Linked DNA regions of Homo sapiens: regions 1 and 3 are each linked to region 2. The links are chromatin loops, found by intact Hi-C in ENCODE. Cell type or tissue: heart left ventricle. All regions are shown on one strand.

Region 1 (2,500 bases), 150 kb before region 2:
AAAAATACAAAAAAAAAAAAAAAAATTTGCCGGGCGTGATGGCAGGCCCCTGTAATCCCAGCTACTCGGGAGGCTGAGGCAGGAGAATCAGAGAATCGCTTGAACCTGGGAGGTCGAGTTTGCAGTGAGTCGAGCCGAGATTGCACCACTGCACTCCAGCCTGGGCGACAAAGGGAGACTCCGTCTCAAAAAAAAAAAAAGGTTGATTTTTTTCTGGGTCATTAGTTATCATTAGTTTATTATAAAAGAGATATGGAAATTATTTACATGATGAAAGATTTCAGAACTTCAGTGGAATGGGCAGCTTCACGTTGATGCCATTTCTTTCTTTTTTTTTTTTTTAATTATACTTTAAGTTCTAGGGCACATGTGCACAATGTGCAGGTTTGTTACATATGTATACATGTGCCATGTTGGTGTGCTGCACCCATTAACTCGTCATTTACATTAGGTATATCTCCTAATGCTATCCCTCCCCCCTCCCCCCACCCCATCCCCCCACCCCACAACAGGCCCCGGTGTGTGATGTTCCCCTTCCTGTGTCCAAGTGTTCTCATTGTTCAATTCCCACCTATGAGTGATGCCATTTCAGTAGTGACTTATTTCACTCTACGTGCTTTCCAAGAATGTCACCGTCTCTAAATAGGAAATAATCCTTGTCATCTAGAACTACTTTGGTGCCTCCATATTGTGGGAGAAGAACTTTATCTCCAACTTTCCTGCTAACTGGTTGACCCTCTCCACCCTTTCCTTTAGAACCTGATCCAACAGCGACTACTGTTGCTTGAAATACTTTTCCTTGAGATTTTTCTGGAAGCATAATGCCTCCTTTGGTTACAGTTTCAGCAACACTCCTTTCAAATTTTCTTTTCTTTCTTTTTTTTTTTTTCTTGAGACAGAGCCTTGCTCTGTCGCTCAGGCTGGAGTGCAGTGGCACTATTTCAGCTCACTGCAAGCTCCGCCTCCTGTGTTCACGCCATTCTCCTGCCTCAGCCTCCTGAGTAGCTGGGACTACAGGCGCCCGTCACCATGCCCTGCTAATTTTTTGGATTTTAGTAGAGACGGAGTTTCACCATGTTAGCCAGGATGGTCTCGATCTCCTGACCTTGTGATCCACCCACCTTGGCCTCCCAAAGTGCTGGGATTACAGGCGTGAGCCACTGTGCCCGGCCTGAGTGGAAGAAACTTTCTAAACGTTTGTCCTGCCATGACTGTCTCTGTCTCAGACTCTGAATTTTTTTTTTTTAATGGCAGCTGATTTTCTTTAATTTTTATTAAAGTAATATATGGGCCGGGCACCATGGCTCACGCTTGTAATTCCAGCACTTTGAGAGGCTGAGGTTATTGGATTACTTGAGGTCAGGAGTTCGAGACCAGCCTGAGCAACATGGTGAAACTCCGTCTCACTAAAAATACAGACAATTAGCCTGGCGTGGTGGTGCATGACTGTGGTCCCAGCTACTTAGGAGGCTGAGGCAGGAGAATTGCTTGAACCCAGGGTGTGGAGGTTGCAGTGAGCTGAGATAGTGCCACTGCACTCCAGCCTGGGTGACAGAGTGAGACTCTGTCTCAAAAAAAAAAAAAAAAAGTGTGTGTGTGTATATATATGTATATATGTACATATTTTAGAAAGTTGGGTTATACTGCAAAGTTTATTATAATAAAAATTAGCTATCACCTCTCCTTTCCCAAAGTTCCACATTCCAGAGTCAAGTGTTTTCAGCTGTTTTAGCAGATTTTGCTGGGTTATAAATCCACATTTCCAAATGTAATTTTTTCCTGCTATTTCCTTGTTTGTTTTCAACTTCAGAAATTATCTATTAACTTCTTACTCTAGGAAATTAACATTTAGCTTTCTATGCACACATATATGCAAACACTTCTTCCGTTTTCCAAATGTGGTTATGTCACAGTTTTTGTTTAAGTTGCTATTTTTGTTTTATTAGTACATGTGTTGTTTAAAGCTGAGCCACATCTTACTCTAGGGGACTATTGTGAGGCGACTGTGCCTTACCTCTCTGAACTCATCCTCTGCTACTCTCCTTGCTTGTACTTAGCTGCAGTCACTCTGGTCTTTCCTCTGTTTCTCACACACAGACAGCATATTCTTGCCTCAGGGCCTTTGGACTTCCTGCTTGCCTCTGATATTTACATGTTTCACTCCCTCACTTTGTTCAGTTTATCTTAGAACCCTCATGGACCACCATCCCCACTAACTGCATGCCACTCTCTGTCTTCTTTACTCATTTTATTTTTCTTCAGAACTCTTAATACTGCCTAACAGATTGTGTGTTTGTTTATTCTCTCCTATTAGAGATTTTTGTCCATTTTGTTTACCTCTGTATCTTTAGCACTTAGAACCATTCCTAGCACATAGCAGGTATTCAATAAATGGTTATTGAATGAAAGAATGAATGAGTAGGTGAGTGAATATATTTATGAATAAATTATTTTATTTACTTTCTTTACTTTTTTTTTTTTTTGGTTTGAGACGGAGTCT
Region 2 (2,500 bases):
CTGAGTGGGTTTATTTGGTTTTTCTTTTACTAGAATCTGTTCCAGTCAGTCTTGAAATAAGTATAACAGAGTTGAAAATTGATATTCTGAATGTTCTATAAAATTTTAATATTCATTTTGAGAAATAATGAATTCAGTTGATTTTCAAAGATCTACAAATGAAAGATAACCTTTGTGGAGTTTTGATGAGGCCATGAAATGTCTGAATGAACACTGGACCCTTTCCCTAGCATGTCCCAGTATCTAGGTCCTTGGCTGCAGAGAGAGGTTGAATCTTTTGTGCTTGGTTATTTCAGGCGGAAGTGTTTCGAGACACAGTCCACATGCTGTTGGAGTGGCTTTCTGAAGCAGAGCAAACGCTTCGCTTTCGGGGAGCACTTCCTGATGACACAGAGGCCCTGCAGTCTCTCATTGACACCCATAAGGTAATCCAGCCTTGGGGTTTGGTGACCTCATGCTACCTACCACCTTGAGGGCTGCCTACCACTAAATGAAAGCAACTTTTTCTTGGAAATATCAGAGCTCACATGAAAAGGAACAAAACCAGAGTGGCCCTAGCTCATTGGTTTAGCAGGAATGAAAGGGAAGCGACTGATGGGTTTTTTGACACCTTAAACAGTAACATTCATTCTTATAAAAGTAATATATGTTGGTTGTAACAAGTTTTTTAAACATGGTATTAAGAAAAATGTTGACTATTTCATCTTCTTTACTCCTCACCTGCATACGCCTTTGTTTGCCTTATGTTACCAGCTTTAGGCCCTGATCTGATCCCCCAGCACCACTTACTAAGCTGTAGAGTATGGTGCAGTGTCTGGGGTCTCAGTCTGTCCTAATGAGGTGGGAAATGTTTCCCTTTTTAAATTTTTATGTTATCCACTCAGAGATTTTAATCATGGATTTGTTATTATATTCTGTTATGGGTATTTTTTAAAATCATGGTTTTTACAACTATAATTATATTTTTCCAATACAAATATGTTTACCAACATGAAATGAAATAGGATATAAATGAGAGTAAATGAAAAATGGGACTAAAAAAGAGAGAAACTAACTCGAATGGGAAAAGGGGGGCATACCTCTGTGTGTCCTATTCTTTGTTGTCATCTCCACCAGAGAAAGTCATTCTTGTGTAAACCCCTCACCTTCCCACATCTTTTAGAATGAAAATGCCATAAATAACTATACAGGCTTTTAGAGGTCTGCGTTAACACATGGAGGAAAAAGAAAACATTGAAATTTATCCCCCCTCAGTGTAAACTAACAGTGCTGCTAATGTAGACTTTTTACGTTTTTGTTTTCAAATCTTTTTTGTTTAGGAATTCATGAAGAAAGTAGAAGAAAAGCGAGTGGACGTTAACTCAGCAGTAGCCATGGGAGAAGTCATCCTGGCTGTCTGCCACCCCGATTGCATCACAACCATCAAACACTGGATCACCATCATCCGAGCTCGCTTCGAGGAGGTGAGTCCCTGGTTCAGAGGAGGACTGCACACGCCCAGTAAACTATCACTATAGTATAGTATAGTATTTTTCCCCCAGGTAAGGAATCTTTCACTCACTGTGAATAACTCAGCAAAAATTAAGTTAACATTTTAGTAAAGACTGTTTTCTTGGTAATGTGTGGCAACCTGGAGGAGTAGTGTTGGCATAGTGCTATGTTAATGTGACTTCCAGTGGACATGTTGTGTAGTGTCTGCTCCTTCCTGGGAAATCCTGTGTTAACAGGATGTACAGCTGACCCTTGAACAATGTGTATTTCAACTGCACAGGTCCACTTATATGCGGTTATTGTTCAGTAAATACAGTCAGCCCTCCATGTTGGTGGGGTCCACATTCACAGCCAAACATGGATAGAAAATACAGTATTCACGGGAAGCGAAGCCCATGTGTGCAGAGGGCAGACTTTTGCAGGTTGCACAAAACCAATTATAGGCCTTGAGTATGCATGGATTTTAGTATCCACAGGTGGTACTGGGACCAGTCCCCCATGGATACCAAGGAACAACTATACTAGATTTTCTTTCAGGAGGGCTGATATTTTATTCCAGCTCTTATCCCAGTTGTCACTGGGGTAATAGTGAAGCCTCTTGACTGTTTGGGTGGTCTCTCCTCTAAAAAGTCATTGTGTTGGCCGGGAGCAGTGGATCACGCCTATAATCCTAGAACTTTGGGAGGCTTGAGGCGGTCAGATTACCTGACTCAGGAGTTCAAGACAAGCCTGGGCAACATGGTGAAACCCATCTCTACTAAAATACAAAAAATTAGCTGGGTATGGTGGCACAAGTCTGTAATCCCAGTTACTTGGGAGGCTGAGGCAGGAGAGTCACTTGAACCCGGGAGGCAGAGGTTGCAGTGAGCCAAGATTGTGCCACTACACTCCAGTGTGGGTGACAGAGCGAGAGTCTGTCTCCAAAAAAATAAAATAAAAAGCCATTATGAAAATCAGATGAAAAAGGGCTTTGGAAACAAAGGGGGTATGCTTGACTGAAAGAGGCCAT
Region 3 (2,500 bases), 130 kb before region 2:
TACCAAATTTCTGGGGAAATAACGTTAACTTACATAATTATGTATTTTAGACTTGTTTGAATTTATTGTAATGAGCATGTCATCTGTTTGTAACTGTAAAAATCTTCTGTCTTTGTAAAATAAGTTTCTGCATATTCAGCCTCTCTTATAAAAAAAAAGCTGTTAAAACATTAACCATACCATCTTTTGCTTTTTAAATTAGCAAGACTTTCTTTATATCCATACCTACATAATGTAATCTCAGTAGGCTTCAGTCTCTTCTCTTCTTACAGATTCACCTGTAAACCTAAGAATTATGAAAATGAGTAAGATGCTATATGTGAAGAGATTTTTTTAAAAAGCATCAAATAATTATTGAGTGCCTATTATATATAAAACAGTGGTTTGTATTTTTCAGAAAGGTATTAAACCTAGGTATAATAAATTTAGCTCACAAACACCTGTGAGCAATACTGTAGGCTGGGCTAAATTATACTTGGGGTTATTTTCACAGCCCACTTATTTAGGTAACTGTATCTGTTTTTAGGAAGACTTCATTTAAGAAAATCTGAAGTCGTGCCAGCCTAATAAAAGACATTGCTAGCATATTGATTTTCTATTTCCTATTCTAGAAAGTGGTAGAAGAGGAGAAACAAGAACATGTGGAGAAGGTTAAAGAACTTTTGGGCTGGGTGTCTACCCTAGCGAGGAATACACAAGGAAAAGCTACCTCATCCGAGACCAAAGAATCAACAGACATTGAAAAAGCTATTTTGGAACAGCAGGTGAGAAGAAGGTCCATCTCTGTTTACCTGGGTAGAATAATATGTGATAATACATTAGGTGGAATAGTAGAAGTCACATGTGGGCCATTCCAGAAGTGATTGCTACCTGAGTAAATGTTAAAGAAACTTAAGAAGCCATCTTGTTTGTTCTTGTACCTTTTTATCAGCTGTAGCTCATTGGTGATAATAATTTGACCTAAGCTGCATATTTTCTCTAGGATTTAAAAAAATAATTTTAAATAATTTTTGACTCTTAATTCTTGGGTTTTGAAGCTTTTTCTCTTTATTTCTACCATGTAGGTTCTGTCAGAAGAGCTGACAACAAAGAAAGAACAAGTCTCTGAAGCTATTAAAACATCACAGATCTTCTTGGCCAAGCATGGTCATAAGTGAGTATTAAATGAGAGATTATGGCACATCTGGGGCACCTGGTCTATCAGTCTAAAACTTACAGCCATAATGAGATTTCAGAATGGAGAATTCAGAGCAGCAAGAGCCAGATTATGGGGACCCTGTAGTTCATACGGAGGAGTTTGCATTTAATTTGTTGGCTATGGGAAGAGATTTTAAATGTGATTGTGTTTTACTTTTAAAGGTTGCTAGAACAGTTATATGAAGAAAGGATTGACATGTGGTGAGAATAGAGGCTGAGAGGCCTGTTAAGAGGCTATTCTGATAATGTAGACAAGAAATGACGAGGAATGGAAACAAAGAGACTAATATTCAAGAGATGTTAAGGATAATGAATCTATGGGTGTGGTTACACATGAAAATTATCGCATAAAGTGACAGAGATTTGAATTATCAGTGTATTAGAAACCATGTGGGTAGATTACTCAAAAGGGCTTTTTGGGGCTTCTCAGCCTGTTAAGGAAGCCTCAGAGAAGGAAAAGGAAAATTATGAGTGATAACTCAGAACCCAAGAAAGAACAGAGTTCCAAAAAGGAGAGAAGTTCAGAAGTCAAGAAAAGTTGAGAAATATCTGTTACATTTGGCAAGTTAGAAGTCTTTGGTGCCTCTGGTGACAAGTTGTGGGATGAGGTCAGATTTAGTATGGTGAGGAGCACATTGGAGGCAAGCAAGGCGAAACAGAACTGCTCTTTCAAGAAGCCAGGACATAGGAGCAAAAAATATAATAGAGTCAATATTTAAAAATGAAATATATGGTCAAGAAGGGTTTTGTTTTCTTAAAAGATACAATGGACTTAACTATGTTTTCGAGTAAGTCTCAAGGACAAAGGGGAGGAGATAATTAGAGAAAGGTCCCAGTGGACATGCAAGAGGAGGAAACTCATTGATAGTTAGAAAGTACAACCTTAAACAGGAAATTGGGACCACCTTTTTTCTGAGGTGGAGATGAGGGAAAGGAGATTAAGAAAGGTATGGATAGAGGTAAATTTGTTAGGACCGAAGCCAGAAAGTAAGAGAATTAGTGCCCAGTGGTCTGTATTTTCTCTTTGAAATAGGTGGAGAGGTTTGTTGAAAGGATGGTGCCGAGGAGAAAGGAAGAGGGACTTGGCTGGGAATTTACAAGAGGATTGTCAGGAAGTATTGTGACCCAGTTGAGATTGGAAACCAGTGGGCTCTGTCTATGTGGTTGTGGAATTTTTTTTTCTCTAACTGGATTTACCTAGCAGCCTTAGTGTAGGAGCAGAAGAGACTGGTGGTTTGATTGATTTGGGGTTGGGCTTTTATCAGGTTAGCGAGTGGAGAGTGCAAGGATAATGGTAAGGAAC

Evidence for each region. A loop is a pair of places that touch in the nucleus more often than their neighbours do. Peaks named below come from ENCODE experiments on the same cell type or tissue, not always from the same donor. Only the 100,000 strongest peaks of a DNase experiment are listed, where the experiment ranks them.
Region 1: a loop joins it to region 2, with 2.5 times the contacts of the local background. A loop is called at or near these places in 7 of 110 quality-filtered maps.
Region 3: it touches region 2 in a loop (2.0-fold over the local background); 12 of 110 quality-filtered maps call a loop at or near these places.

What each region holds. Positions count from the first base shown.
Region 1 is chr1:39,303,690-39,306,189 of GRCh38, forward strand. The region is part of intron 23 of MACF1 (microtubule actin crosslinking factor 1); the gene reads left to right. It also overlaps the pseudogene HSPE1P8. Among named protein-coding and RNA genes, the nearest start is that of MACF1, 100 kb to the left of the region's middle. In heart left ventricle, no CTCF peak of the experiment used is centred here; no DNase peak of the experiment used is centred here.
Region 2 is chr1:39,452,388-39,454,887 of GRCh38, forward strand. It overlaps MACF1 (microtubule actin crosslinking factor 1), which reads left to right. Exons shown (of 101, transcript NM_001394062.1): 87 at 297-425; 88 at 1,320-1,463. Among named protein-coding and RNA genes, the nearest start is that of BMP8A, 38 kb to the right of the region's middle. In heart left ventricle, no CTCF peak of the experiment used is centred here; a DNase peak (open chromatin) is centred at 1,414.
Region 3 is chr1:39,323,582-39,326,081 of GRCh38, forward strand. It overlaps MACF1 (microtubule actin crosslinking factor 1), which reads left to right. Exons shown (of 101, transcript NM_001394062.1): 34 at 612-764; 35 at 1,065-1,153. Among named protein-coding and RNA genes, the nearest start is that of MACF1, 120 kb to the left of the region's middle. In heart left ventricle, no CTCF peak of the experiment used is centred here; no DNase peak of the experiment used is centred here.